Linked DNA regions of Homo sapiens: region 2 is linked to region 1. A link is a loop called in an ENCODE intact Hi-C map of the cell type or tissue named here. Cell type or tissue: ascending aorta. All regions are shown on one strand. Links, peaks and the distances in the headings refer to the core of each region. The heading gives the core; the rest is flanking DNA.

Region 1 (7,564 bases), core at 1,106-6,105:
CACACATAATTTGGGCCTCATAAAAGTAATAGCTTTTGTGCTTCATAGAACACTATCAATATGTTGAACCAACCCTGCACCCCTGGGATAAATCCCACTTGGTCACGATGCATTACATTTTTAATGTGTTGTTGAATTTGCAAATATTATAATCCTATATCTGGAAAAAACTAAAGACTCCACCAACCAGCACTTTGGGAGGCCGAGGCAGGTGGATCACGAGGTCAGGAGTTTGAGACCAGCCTGGCCAATATGGTGAAACCCTGTCTCTACCAAAAATACAAAAATTAGCTGGTCATGGTGGCATGCACCTGTACTCCCAGCTACTCAGGAGGCTGAGGCAGAAGAATCGCTTGAACCCAGGAGGTGAGGTTGCAGTGAGCTGAGATCGTACCACTGCACTTCAGCCTGGGCGACAGAGTGAGACTCTGTCTCAAAAAAAAAAAAAAAAAAAAAGACTCCACCGAAAAACTATTAGAAATGATAACCCAATTCAGTAAAGTTCCAGGATACAAAATCAACATACAAAAATCAGTAGCATTTCTATATGCCAACAGCAAACAATCTAAAAAAGAAGTCAATAAAGTAATCCCATTTATAATAGCTACAATTAAATACCTAGGAATTAACTTACCCAAAGAAGTGAACAATACCTACAATGAAAACTATAAGACATTGATGCAAGAAATTGAAGAGGACAAAAAAATGAAAAGATACTCATGTTCATGCATTGGAAGAATCACTATTTTTTTTTTTTTTTTTTTTTTGAGACGGAGTCTTGCTCTGTCGCCCAGGCTGGAGTGCAGTGGCGCGATCTCGGCTCACTGCAGGCTCTGCCCCCCGGGGTTCACGCCATTCTCCTGCCTCAGCCTCCCAAGTAGCTGGGACCACAGGCGCCCGCCACCTCGCCCGGCTAATTTTTTGTATTTTTAGTAGAGACGGGGTTTCACCGTGTTAGCCAGGATGGTCTCGATCTCCTGACCTCGTGATCCGCCCGCTTCGGCCTCCCAAAGTGCTGGGATTATAGGCGAGTCACCGCGCCCGGCCTAGAATCACTATTGTTAAAATGTCCATACTAACCAAAGAAATCTAGAGATTTAATGCAATCCCAATCAAGATACCAATGACACTCTTCACACAAATAGAAAAAAACATCCTAAGATGTATATGGAACCAAAGAAGACCCAGAATAGCCAAAGCTATCCTAAGCAAAAAGTACAAAACTGGAGGAATCATATTACCTGACTTTAAATTATTTAAATATGACTATAAATCATATTATCTAACTTTAGAGCTACAGTAACCATAATGGCATGGTAGTGGAATAAAAACAGACACAAAGATCAGTGGAACTGAATAGAGACGCCAGAGATAAATCCATACATCTATGGTGAACTCATTTTTGACAAAGGTGCCAAGAACATACATTGGGAAAAGGACAGTCTCTTCGATAAAGAGACTGGGAAAACTGGATAACCATATGCAAAATAATGAAACAGACCTCTCTCTCTCACCATATACAAAAATCAAATCAAAATCAGTTAAAGACTCAAATCTAAGACCTTAAACTATGAAACTACTAAAAGAAAATATAGGGAAATTCTCCAGAACATTGGAGTGGGCAAAGATTTCTTGAGTAATACCCTACAAGCACAGGCAACCAAAGCAAAAATAGATAAAGGGGTCACATTAAGTAAAGAGCTTCTGTACAACAAAGTGAAAAGACAAGCTACAGAATGGGAGAAAATATTTGCAGACTACCCATCTGACAAGGAATTAATAACCAGAATATAGACCGGGCGCAGTGGCTCACGCCTGTAATCCCAGCACTTTGATAGGCCGAGGCGGGCGGATCACGTGGTCAGGAGTTTGAGACCAGCCTGACCAACATGGAGAAACCCCATCTCTACTAAAAATACAAAATTAGCGGGGCATGATGGCACATGCCTGCAATTCCAGCTACTGGGGAGGCTGAAGCAGGAGAATTGCTTGAACCCGCGAGGCGGAGGTTGCGGTGAGCTGAGATCGCACCATTGCACTACAGCCTGGGCAACAAGAGCAAAACTCCATCTCAAAAAAACAGAAACAAAAACAAAATAAAAAAAAACCCCAGAATATATAAGGAGCTCCAAAAAAATCTATAGAAAAAATCTAATAGGCCGGGCGCAGTGGCTCACGCCTGTAATCCCAAGCACTTTGGGAGGCCAAGACAGGCGGATCACGAGGTCAGGGGATCGAGACCATCCTGGCTAACACGGTGAAACCCCGTCTCTTCTAAAAATACAAAAAAAAAAAAAATTAGCTGGGCGTGGTGGCGGGTGCCTGTAGTCCCAGCTACTCAGGAGGCTGAGGCAGGAGAATGGCGTGAACCCAGGAGGCAGAGCTTGCAGTGAGCCAAGATCACACCACTGCACTCCAGCCTGGGCGACAGAGCGAGACTCCGTCTCAAAAAAAAAAAAAAAAAAAAAAAAAAAAAAAAAAATCTAATAATCGGATTAAAAATAGGCAAAAAATCTGAAAAGACATTTCTCAAAAGAAGGCATGCAAATGGCAAACCGTTATATGAAAAGGCCAACATCACTGATCATCAGAGAAATGCAAATCAAAACTATTATACAATGAGATATCATCTCACCCCTGTTAAAATGGCTTTTATCCAAAAGTCAGGCAGTAACAAATGCTGGAGAGGATGTGGAGAAAAGGGAACCTTTGTACACTGTTGGTGGGAATGTAAATTAGTACAACCACTATAGAGAACAGTTTGGAGGTTCCACACACACAAAAAAAATAAAAATAGAGCTGCCATTTGATCCAGCAACCCCACTTTTAGGTAAATACCCCAAAGAAAGGAAATCCATGTATTGAAGAGAGATATCTGCACTCCTATGTTTATTGCAGCATTATTCACAATCCCCAAGATTTAGAAGCAACCTAACTGTCCCTCAACAGATGAATGGATTAAAAAAAAAATGTTCCAAATACACAATGGAGTACTATTCAGCCATAAAAAAGAATGAGATCCTGTCATTTGCAACAATTTGGATGGAATTAGAGGTCATTATGTTAAGCGAAATAAGCCAGGCACAGAAAGACAAACTTCACATGTTCTCACTTATTTTTGGGAGCAAAAAATTAAAACAATTGACCTCATGGAGATAGAGAGTAGAAGGATGGTTACCAGAGGCTGGAAAGGGTAGTGCGGGGGTTGGGGGAAGGGGAAGTGAAGATGGTTAATGGCCACAAAAAATAGAATGAATGAGACCTAGTATTTGCTAGCATAACAGGGTGATTATAGTAAAAAATAATTTGGTTGCACATTTTTAAATAACTAAAAGAGTATAATCGGCTTGTTTGTAACACAAAGGATAAATGCTTGAGTTGATGGATTCCCCATTTACCATGATGTGATTATTAGGCATTGCATGCTTACATCAAAATATCTCATGTAACTCATAAATATATACACCTACTATGTACCCACAACAAAACTTAAAATTAAAAATGTAAACATTGCCTGGTCTCTGTGAACCTACGGGGTCACAGTTCTGAGTGTCCTGGCAGCATGATGCCAAGCCACTGTCCTCTGGAGAATATCTGACTCTCCTGATCCAGTATGGCCTTGCCTCCAGGGCCCTTTTGCTGTGGATTTACTCCTCAAAGAGTCAGTCATCAAGGGGTTCGCTTTATCTGGAAACTCTTGTCTGGCATTCCCTGCGCGCACACCTATGTCCCCGTTCAGAAGCTTCTTCGGTAAACGCCAGTGTCCGGTCTGAGGGCCTTTATATCTAGCATATAAAGTTCTGGTATAATGCAAATGTCTCTGGCAGGACAGTTTCAGGGACAAAAGTGGAAGCTGGATCGCTCAGCTACCTGACCTCCGTCTGAGATGTGACTCAGGCAACAGGGGGTGGAACCTCACAAACTGTCCAATTGGAGACGCCGCCGGAGCGGTGGGTGGGGCCGCCCTGTACAAAGGCGCGTGGATACGGTGGCGCGATTTCCAGTTTGTGTCTCTCCTGCCTCGAACGTCGCTAGGTGGCTCTGCCGCAGCCTCTGTCGCTCTGGGACCCGCACTGGCAGAGGGAGTCGTAGTTAGGGGGTGGGGACACCGCGGAAGCCCGGAAATGGTGACTGTGCGGGGCCTGGAATCCCGAGACCTGAAGAGCTGCTGGCCGGAACCGGCTGTCGCGGGAACCGGGCCTGCCCGCGGCCACTCCTGGGTCTGTGAACCCGAGTCCCCCTGGCGTAGCTCGGCCCTCGGCCTCCTCCCGCCGCAGAGTGAAGCTGGGCCGGCAGCCAGGATCCCGGGAGTCCTGTCCTGTCCCCGCGCGGCTACTGAGGCCCGGGTCCCGGAGCCCTGTGTGGGCAGCTCCATGCCCGTAGCCCCGCGTCTTCCAAGATTGTGTGGGGATCACGGGAGGGTCATAGGAGAGAAGGAATCCCGGCTCGAGTGTGGCGTTCGTGCGTGGGAGGAGCGGTGGTCCGTGGGGTCCCCAGTCTCTTCTTTTTCCCCAGGGGGACCGGTTTGCCCCTTAATTTTACAAACGTGTGAAAACAGGATCTCAAATCCACGACCCCGTTTTCCAGCCTAGCTCTTCCTAGGACTGACAGGAAATCCCTAAATTTGCCAATTCCTTCTTTCATTCCAAATGAAGCTTTCCCTCTCCAATTCATAATATTATTATTTGCCCTGTTAAATACAATTTGTAGGAAGCCATTGGTTTAGACTGAGCTCCTGCACTAGACCCAACAGACCAAACCAAAATGAGTTACCCACGGGGACGTTCCTCGCTACCAAGCTGAAACTAAGTTGTTTATCTGACCTTACAAATTATCAGGAGAGAAAGAGATGCTGGTCAAATCCCCAACAGGCCAGTTTTAGCCAACATGATAAAGAAAGTCCCCTCTGCTTTAACTTTTACCAGAAAAGCAACTTTGAAAGTTCCCGTCTTTCAACTGGGCGTGATGGCTCACGCCTGTAATCCCAGCACTTTGGGAGGCCGAGGTGGGTGGATCATTTGAGGTCAGGAGTTCGAGACCAGCCTGGCGAACATGGTGAAACCCTCGTCTCTACTAAAAATACAAAAATTAGCTGCATGATGGCCTGTGCTTGTAGTCCCAGCTACTCAGGGGGCTGAGGTGGGAGGCTCACTTAAGCCCAAGCCCTGGAGGTCGAGGCTGCGGTGAGCTATGATCTCGCCACTGCGCTACAGCCTGGGTGACAGAGGGAGACCCTGTCTCAAAAAAATAAACATCAATAGCGGTTGAAAGCCCCATGACTGGGGAGCAGCAGCCAGAGACTAGTGACTTCAAGCTAAGACCACTCTTGAGCCTGCAAAGGGAGGTCATTGAAAGCCCAGATGGGTCTTCCTGGGGAGCCTTCCCCAAAAGTGTCCTACTTGCTCTCACCCACCAAGGAAAGAGCTCTTTATACAGAGAGAAGCTACAGAGCACTGGAATGCTGGGAACCGCACGCGGTTTTAGGAGAACCGGGAGGGTTTTAATTGTCTAGGTTGTAATTGTAGTTTCCTTGGGTCTACTTTTAGACATTAGGTTTGAGTTTTGCTTTCACATTAGGGTACACTCGTGGTGTAATTTTTCCATATTGAAAAAGTCTGTGAAAGTTACAAGTTCTGTCTCCTGGACATGGTGTTAATGACTTTGGGAGTTCATTTGTGTCAGAACCTTCATCTGAATCCAGCTGACAGTTTCGTCACTTACGAGAACCAGTGGGAAGGGGCATTCTCTGCTCCCGGAGTTCATTCCTGTGGCTGCTCAGGTGTCCCTGCTGTCACCAGGGACTATTCCACTCTAGGGACTATACCCTAACAGGGAGAGAGTGTGGACTCCAAGCTTTGGTATGTGTTTAACCTTCTGGATGTTGGTTTTTCTTCTGAATTGCGGAGAAGCAGGCTGCTTATCTGAGCTGATTCAATGTTTGTGTTTCTTTCCTTTGGATTCCTTTTTCTATTGAATATTGCAGCACTTTAACTCCAGTTTCCTTTAACATTTTGTAATTTTATTCCCTGTATGAGTCTGTAGGATTTTTAGTTTGTTGGTCTTTGAAAATTTAAGTTGATTGAGAAATATGATGTAAGAGAAGCAAATCCTGGAACCAAATAGAATTTTTATTCCTTTCAGGCAAAAGAAGCTCATGGTGTGAGATGGATATGTTTAACTTCTCAGGTGCATTTTTATTTTTACATTAGTTTGTGTGTGTGCATATCCCTAGAAAACTTTCAAACTTCAAAGGCTCTACTATTCCCAGGGCAAATGGATTCCTGTTTTAATTGATACGAGGAAAACTACTCCTCAAAGCTTGTGTAATCTTTGAAAAATTCTACTACATTTAATGGTTATATCCAAACCCTAATGTATTATAATATGCTACTCTTTTTTTGAGACTGAGTCTTGCTCTGTTGCCCAGGCTGGAGTGCAGTGGCGCCATCTCGGCTCACTGCAAGCTCCACCTCCCGGGTTCACGCCATTCTCCTGCCTCAGCCTCCCGAGTAGCTGGGACTACAGGTGCCCATCACCACGCCTGGCTAATTTTTTTGTATTTTTAGTAGAGCTGGGGTTTCACCATGTTAGCCAGGATGGTCTCGATCTCCTGACCTCGCGATCCGCCCGCCTCGGCCTCCCAAAGTGCTGGGATTACAGGCGTGAGCCACCGCGCCCAATCTATAATATGCTACTCTTTCCTGAAAATACCCCTCAGTGTGAGATACAGTGGACAGACATGCTATGATGCAGATTCTCTTAAGATTTGAAATTTTACATTTCGTATAGTTTACACTTTTAAAAGTGTATAAAGGATTAAATCTTAATGAAGACAACTTAAAATTTAAAAAAAACTACATTATTTAAAGACTTTAATAGTAAAATATAGTGCAGATAAATATCTTCGTTCATTTTATTTTTTTATTTTTTATTTTTTTTGAGACGGAGTTTTACTCTTGTTGCCCAGGCTGGAGTGCAATGGCACAATCTTGGCTCACAGCAACCTCCACCTCCCAGGTTCAAGTGATTCTCCTGCCTCAGCCTCCCGAGTAGCTGGGATTACAGGCATGTGCCACCATGCCCAGCTAATCTTTTTGTATTTTTAGTAGAGATGGGGTTTCTCCATGTTGGTCAGGCTGGTCTCGAACTCCTGACCTCAGGTGATCTGCCTGCCTCGGCCTCCCAAAGTGCTGGGATTACAGGCGTGAGCCACCGTGCCCGGCCTTTTTAATGTATATTTTTAGACAGGGTCTTGCTCTGTCACCCAGGATGGAGTACAGTGGCACGATCGATCATAGCTCACTGCAGCCTCAGCCTCCCCTGCTCAAGTGATCCTCCCAACTCAGCCTCCTGAGTAGCTGGAACTACAGGCACATACCACCATGCCTGGCTAATTTTTGTATTTTTTGTAGAGGCAGGGTTTCACCAACCGGCAGGGTTGCCCGGGCTGGTCTTGAACTCTTGAGTTCAAGTGATCCTCCTAGCTCGGCCTCCCAAAGTGCTGGGATTACAAGTGTGAGCCACTGCACCAGGCCTCCATTCATTTTAGAGAGATAATACATGT
Region 2 (6,060 bases), core at 1-5,000, 200 kb before region 1:
AATTAGCCAGGCATGGTGGCATGTTCCTGTAATCCCAGCTATTCGGGAGGCTGAGGAAGGAGAATTGCTTGAACCTGGGAGGCAGAGGTTGCAGTGAACCAAGATAGTACCATTGCACTCCAGCCTGGGCAATATAGTGAAACTCCATCTCAGAAAAAAAAAAAAAAGAAAAGAAAAGAAAAAAAGTTTTTAAAAAATGGAATAGGGCCTGGGTCCAGTGGCTCATGCCTGTAATCCCAGCACTTTGGGAGGCCAAGGCAGGAGGATCACTTGAGCCCGGGACTTCAAGACCAGCCTGGCAACATGAGGAAACCCCATCACTACAAAATACTCAAAAATTAGTAGGGCATGGTGGGCATTCCCAGCTACTCCGGAGGCTGAGCCCAGGCAGTCTAGGCTGCCTAAGCTGCAGTGAGCCATGATGGTGCCACTACACTCCAGCCTGGGCAACAGAGGGAGACCCTGTCTTATAAAAAATAAAAATAATAAAAAAAAGGAATAGAAAACTACATATATATAATTTGTTTTCTGAATTCCAACTCTTTCTGGCCTCTTTAGAAACACTTTATCTTCTCTATAATCTCTAATGATAGGATGCCCTTTACAGTTAATAAAAAATTAAATTGGAAATAACTGAACAAATCTTTTCAGGGTAACTAACCCAGGGTGGGGCAGAACTGACTGGAACACAGACAAGTCTCACTCAACCGTCAGGTCAGGTCGTTCTATCACCTGGCACATCCGCCAGCCCCACGGTGCTCATTGAAGTGCTCAGCAACCACATTCCTAGGAGACACTGCCTTATGTCTTTTTCAGGCTCATGCAAAACCTCATTGGGTGGGTTTTTCAGTTTTTAGAAACAGTTTTCTAGCTTCACAGTCGGAGAGAGTCCAGAAGGCAGAAATCATTTGTCTTGTCCCCTGAATAACACCATCCAATTTTCTGATAAGCCATGCGTCACCAAGGAATGGAAACTAGGCTTGGGGAAAAAAATGTCAATGTCCCAGAGGTTAGGTTTTTTTTTTTTTTTTTTTTTTTTTGAGACAGAGTTTCCCTCTTGTCGCCCAGGCTGGAGTGCAATGGCATGATTGTGATTTCGGCTCACTGCAACCTCCACCTCCCAGGTTCAAGTGATTCTCCTGCCTCAGCCTCCCATGTAGCTGGGATTACAGGCACCTGCCACCATGCCCGGCTAATTTTTGTATTTTCAGTAGAGATGGGGTTTCACCATGTTGGCCAGGGTGGTCTTGAACCCCTGACCTCAGGTGATCCGCCCGCCTCGGCTTCCCAAAGTGCTGGGATTACAGGCGTGAGCCACCGCGCCCAGCCCAGGGGTTAGCTTTTTACAGGAATGATATACCAGAAGATTCCTCCCACCCCAGTGCATCCACCTGATCCTTTGGGAGGCCCCACTCCAACACCTCAGGCTGTCCTCTGGGAAGAGTGACCCAAGGGCCGATATCCACTAGGCCCTCCATGAGATTGGCAGCTTCCAGCATCTTAGGGTAGCCCCAGAAAGTTCCATAACACAGGGCCTGGAAAAGATACAGGGTGGGCTGAGGTCACATCACCCTGTAAAGGACATACTGAGAAGGCATCTGTGCCTAGGGGAGATAAAAGAGGCACAAAGGTTTGGTTTTTTTTACAGCAGTGTCAGGTGGTTATTCTCTTCTTCCTCACATGTGAAATGTTAAGGAAAACAAAATAAATCTGTTTAAAAAGAGCCATACATTGCTATCTGAAAACAAACGACAAAATTCTGTGTCTATTTGAAATATCGTCTTGCTGACAAAGGGTTCATAACGTTACTGGGAATTGAGGAGTGAAGTTAGCATATGGAAGGCTCTGGAAACCAAAAGATTTACTGTTAGCCCCAAGAGGAGTTAGGATGAAGGGACAGGTCTCAAAGACCCTGATGCCAATATCTTTGAAAGCCTCGGAGGAGAAATGGTCGCCCTTGGAAAGAAAGGACTGAAGAGCACAGAGACCACAGCTCCTCCCACACACAAACCCCACACACGAGTCTGGTTTGTGCCTAGTGACCCTCCCACCGTCACCGTGCAGCCTCCTCACCGGGCTCACAGGAACTGCGAGCCAGGCTGGAGGCGAGATTGCAGTTAGATATTAACCAGGTGCCCTCAGCCCCGCTGCTTCACAGGAAGCCGCCTCCCTGAGAGTCAGGTCACAGCAGACGCTGACCGCCGGCTTCCCCATTGGCCTGGGGATAAGATCTCTGAGAGTTGCTCAAGAGTCGTCTAAGTTCTTTCTCAGATCTTGAATTCCAGCGGAAAGGCTGGCGCCAAGCAGGCTGAAGACCCCACAAGGAAGCCCACTCAGCAGCAGAATGCGGTTTCTTCACCTCCAGTCCCAAGATTCACCCCTCACTTCTCCACCAACCAGCGACCCCACATCCCAACCACCCCCGTCCAGACCCCTAAACACCCCATCCTCAAACCTCTCACGGAGGCGGATCTAGGGTGTCCTCTCCTATTAAACCGTTTCTGCTGCAGCCCTCGGCGTCCGGGTGCAGTGACTTGGGCTGCGAACCTGTACTGGTTCCGCCGCACAATCTGGGGAGAAGCGGGGCTGAGGGCGCGGAGCTGCCCAGAGAGGGGCGCCGGGGCCGGGGCCGCAGTCGCAGCTCAGGGACGGGACAGGACGCCCGGGGTCCCGGCTGCCGGCCCAGCCCCACCCTGCGGCCAAACGGACCGAGGACCGAGGTGCGCAGGGGGCGCTCAGGTCCCAGACCCCAAAGACGCTGCGGCGAGGCCCGGGTCCCGCCACAGCCGGTTCCGACTGGTTCCGACCAGCCCTTCGCCCTGCCTCAGGACGCCGGGCCCCGCACACTCACCATTTCCCGGCTGTGCGGTGTCCCGGGTCCTCCCAACTCCCGTAGTCAGGGTAGGTCCCAGCGCGACAAAAGCCACCACAGATGTCCCAGGGCGTCTCTCAGTGACAGAATACGGAACAGAGGTCACCAGGGTGAAGAGGCCACTAGCTCCTGGAACGTCACACCCTCCTCTCTGCCTCGCGCCTGATTGACAATTCTCAGGAACCCGCCCACGACTTTGATTGGGTAGCCCTCCAGGTCCCGCCTCCTGGGCACTGAGTGACAGAAGAAGCGATCTCACAGTGCTGAGTGCAGCCGGATGAACAGGTTCCAGACCCGGCCCCTGGCAGGGCGGGCTTCCTCCCTGCGTTGTGACCCGACCCGTCCCGGGAAACGTTTGCCTTAAAGCGGAATTTCCTACCTGTACGCAGTGGGCCCTTTTTGCTTCTTCCTCCTGAACAATTGTGTGCAAGGAATCCCAGACTCACTGTCCAGTGGAGCCATCCCTTGGCCTCAGAGCAGGAGGGCAGCCGAGGCCACACAGGCCACACTGTAGCAGCGGGGGACAGGGGGTGGGTGGGTGGGGGGGTGGTGCTGATGTCCTCCAGGGACCAGGAATTTGGGATGAGGCTGTCGCCTGCAAGGTCAAGCCTTTCTTCCACTATAAGCGCTGGATGGGTTCTTTCTGCGCGCTACGCAAATAAAGACCACGGTATTGCAGTTAAAAAAAAAGTTTAATAAACACTAGGCCAGCTACGATACGTGAGAGACGGAGTTACTACTCAAATTATTCTCATCCAAGGTCCTCTGGTAGGGGTTTTTCAAGGGCAGTTTGGGAGAAAGGGTGGAGGTAGCTAGGCTTGCTACTGACTGGTTGGGGTGGGGATGAAATCACTGGGGATGGAATCTGTCCTCTTGGCAGTGCGTGGTGGCTCACCGCTGTAATCCCAATACTTTGGGAGGCCTAGGTGGGAGGATCGCTTGAGGCCAGTAGTTCAAGACCAGCCTGGACATAGAGTGAAACTCCGTCTCTATACTATAAGGGAGGAGACCACCCCTCATATTGTCTTATGCCCAATTTCTGCCTCCAAAGAAGAAGTAAAAACTAAAAGGCAGAAATGAAATCCACAGGCAGATAACCCGGCTTGTGCCCTGGGCTGGGTAGTTAAAAATCAACCTCTGACCTAACTGTGTTATCTATGATTCCAGACATTGTATGGAAAAGCACTGTGAAAATCCCTGTCCTGTTCTGTTCAGTTCTGGTTACCGGTGCATGCAGCCCCCAGTCACGTACCCACTGTTTGCTCCATCAATCACGACCCTCTCACGCGGACTCCTAGTTGTAAGCCCTTAAAAGGGACAAGAATTGCTCACTCGGGGAGCTCGGTTTTTGGAGACGTGAGTCCGCCGATGCTCCCAGCCCAGCTGAATAAAGCCCTTTCCTTCCACAACTCGGTGTCTGAGGGGTTCTTGTCTGCGGCTTGTACTGCTACATATTTAAAAAAGAAAAAAAGAGGCCGGGCCCGGTGGCTCACACCTGTAATCCCAGAACTTTGGGAGGCCCAGGCGGGCGGATCACCTGAGGTCGGGAGTTTGAGACCAGCCTGACCAACATGGAGAAAGCTCGTCTCTACTAAAAATACAAAATTAGCTGGGCGTGGTGGCACATGTCTGTAATCCCAGCTACCTGGGAGGCTAAGGCGGGAGAATCACTTGAACCCGGGAGGTGGAGGTTGCGGTGAGCTGAGATCGCGCCAAGCCGAGATCGTGCCTTTGCACTCCAGCCTGGGCAACAAGAGCGAAACTCCGTCTCAAAAAAAAACAAAAAAAAGACAAAAAAAAAAAAAACCTATCCTGTTATGCTGAATCACTTCTGGTTGGGGCCACAGGAGCAGAGTTGGCAGGTGCAGGTGGTGTCAGACATGCAAAAAAAAAACAAACAAACAAACAAAAACTGAAAATACGTCTACAAATGCTAATCTACAATAGTGGTGTTATCTGCAGAAATAGCTGGCAATCTATGTCTACACTTTAGCAGCATTCCGATTCCTTTCATCCCTCAGCCTGATGGCCATTCATTCGTTTTACAAAGGCAGTTGAGTTTTGGGGAAGGCTTATTATCATTTAAGCTATCTTCCAAAGTTAGCTGTGCCTAAGAGCCCAGGATTAAGGGAAAGAGAAGACAGAGGGTTGGCAGGGGCGGGGGGCGGGGCGGGGCAGAACGGGTGTTGGCTCAGATCTCTTCCACTGCCATAATTTTCTCACTGATATAATTTTTTTGCGATCTATTCATTTTCATCCCAGAAAATAAAAACACATCAACAATGAAATGAAATTGTTAAATGTGTGAAAAAACTGGAATTATAGGGCAGCATGGTTGTTTTTTTTTTGTTTTATTTTGTTGTTTTTGTTTTTGTTGTTGTTGTTTTTGAGATAGAGTCTCACTCTGTTGCCCAGGCTTGAGTGTAGTGGCGCGATCTCGGCCCACTGCAACCTCCGACTCCCAGGTTCAAGCGATTCTCCTGCCTCAGCCTCCCGAGTAGCTGAGACTACAGGTGCACACCACCATGCCCAGCTAATTTTTGTTTTTTTAGTAGAGATAGTGTTTCACCATGTTGGCCTGGCTGGTGTTGAACTCCTTACCTCAGGTTTATTTGCTTGCCTCTGCCTTCCAAAGTGCTGGGATTCCAGGCATGAGCCACCACACCTGGCCTGACAGCATGTATTCTATTAAAGGAATCAGAAGAGAAGAAAAGAAAAAATATCTCGTTCAGGGAAGTAAGCAGGAAACCCCCTTTCAGGAAGTTAAACAGATTCCCGAGCTTGAGAGCCAGACTCTTGACTCCTGAAATGGAGCCCCAGAGTGGATCAGCACCTGATGATGAGGGAGAGACATTGAAGGATTTAACTCTGGGAGCTCAACTTGCCCTCCTCTGCACAGTGTAGAAACACTCTTTCCTTCAAGACTTTAAATGTTAATGACTTAAAAGCTCCAATCGGAAGCCGAAACATTAGGGAATGAATTTGAAAACATGAGGGTTTCCCCATATTTCTATGAAGCAAAAGTAGAAAACCTAAAACCACCATGAACTGGAAGCTGGAACTAATGGCTAAAAAAGAAAGGAGTCAAACATCAGGTGTCATTCGATGAAATAAAATCTTTATTCAATTTGTAAAAATGGTAGTGTTTCCAGACAGGAAAAATGGGCATGTTTGGAAAATAAGGAAAA

Evidence for each region. Peaks named below come from ENCODE experiments on the same cell type or tissue, not always from the same donor. Only the 100,000 strongest peaks of a DNase experiment are listed, where the experiment ranks them.
Region 2: a loop joins it to region 1, with 2.1 times the contacts of the local background. A loop is called at or near these places in 7 of 110 quality-filtered maps.

The regions. Positions count from the first base shown.
Region 1 is chr19:12,491,432-12,498,995 of GRCh38, forward strand. No RefSeq gene overlaps it. Among named protein-coding and RNA genes, the nearest start is that of ZNF709, 10 kb to the left of the region's middle. RefSeq lists enhancers at 3,091-3,971, 3,972-4,851, 4,113-4,192 and a silencer at 3,873-3,922. In ascending aorta, for the core only: a CTCF peak has its summit at 4,015; a DNase peak (open chromatin) is centred at 4,000; H3K4me3 peaks cover 1,389 bases; H3K27ac peaks cover 2,736 bases.
Region 2 is chr19:12,291,841-12,297,900 of GRCh38, forward strand. It overlaps ZNF44 (zinc finger protein 44), which reads right to left and starts at 3,043. Exons shown (of 4, transcript NM_016264.4): 1 at 2,852-3,043. The coding sequence starts at 2,854. RefSeq lists a silencer at 2,598-2,827 and an enhancer at 3,378-3,427. In ascending aorta, for the core only: no CTCF peak of the experiment used is centred there; DNase peaks (open chromatin) are centred at 2,161 and 3,091; H3K4me3 peaks cover 2,611 bases; H3K27ac peaks cover 2,270 bases.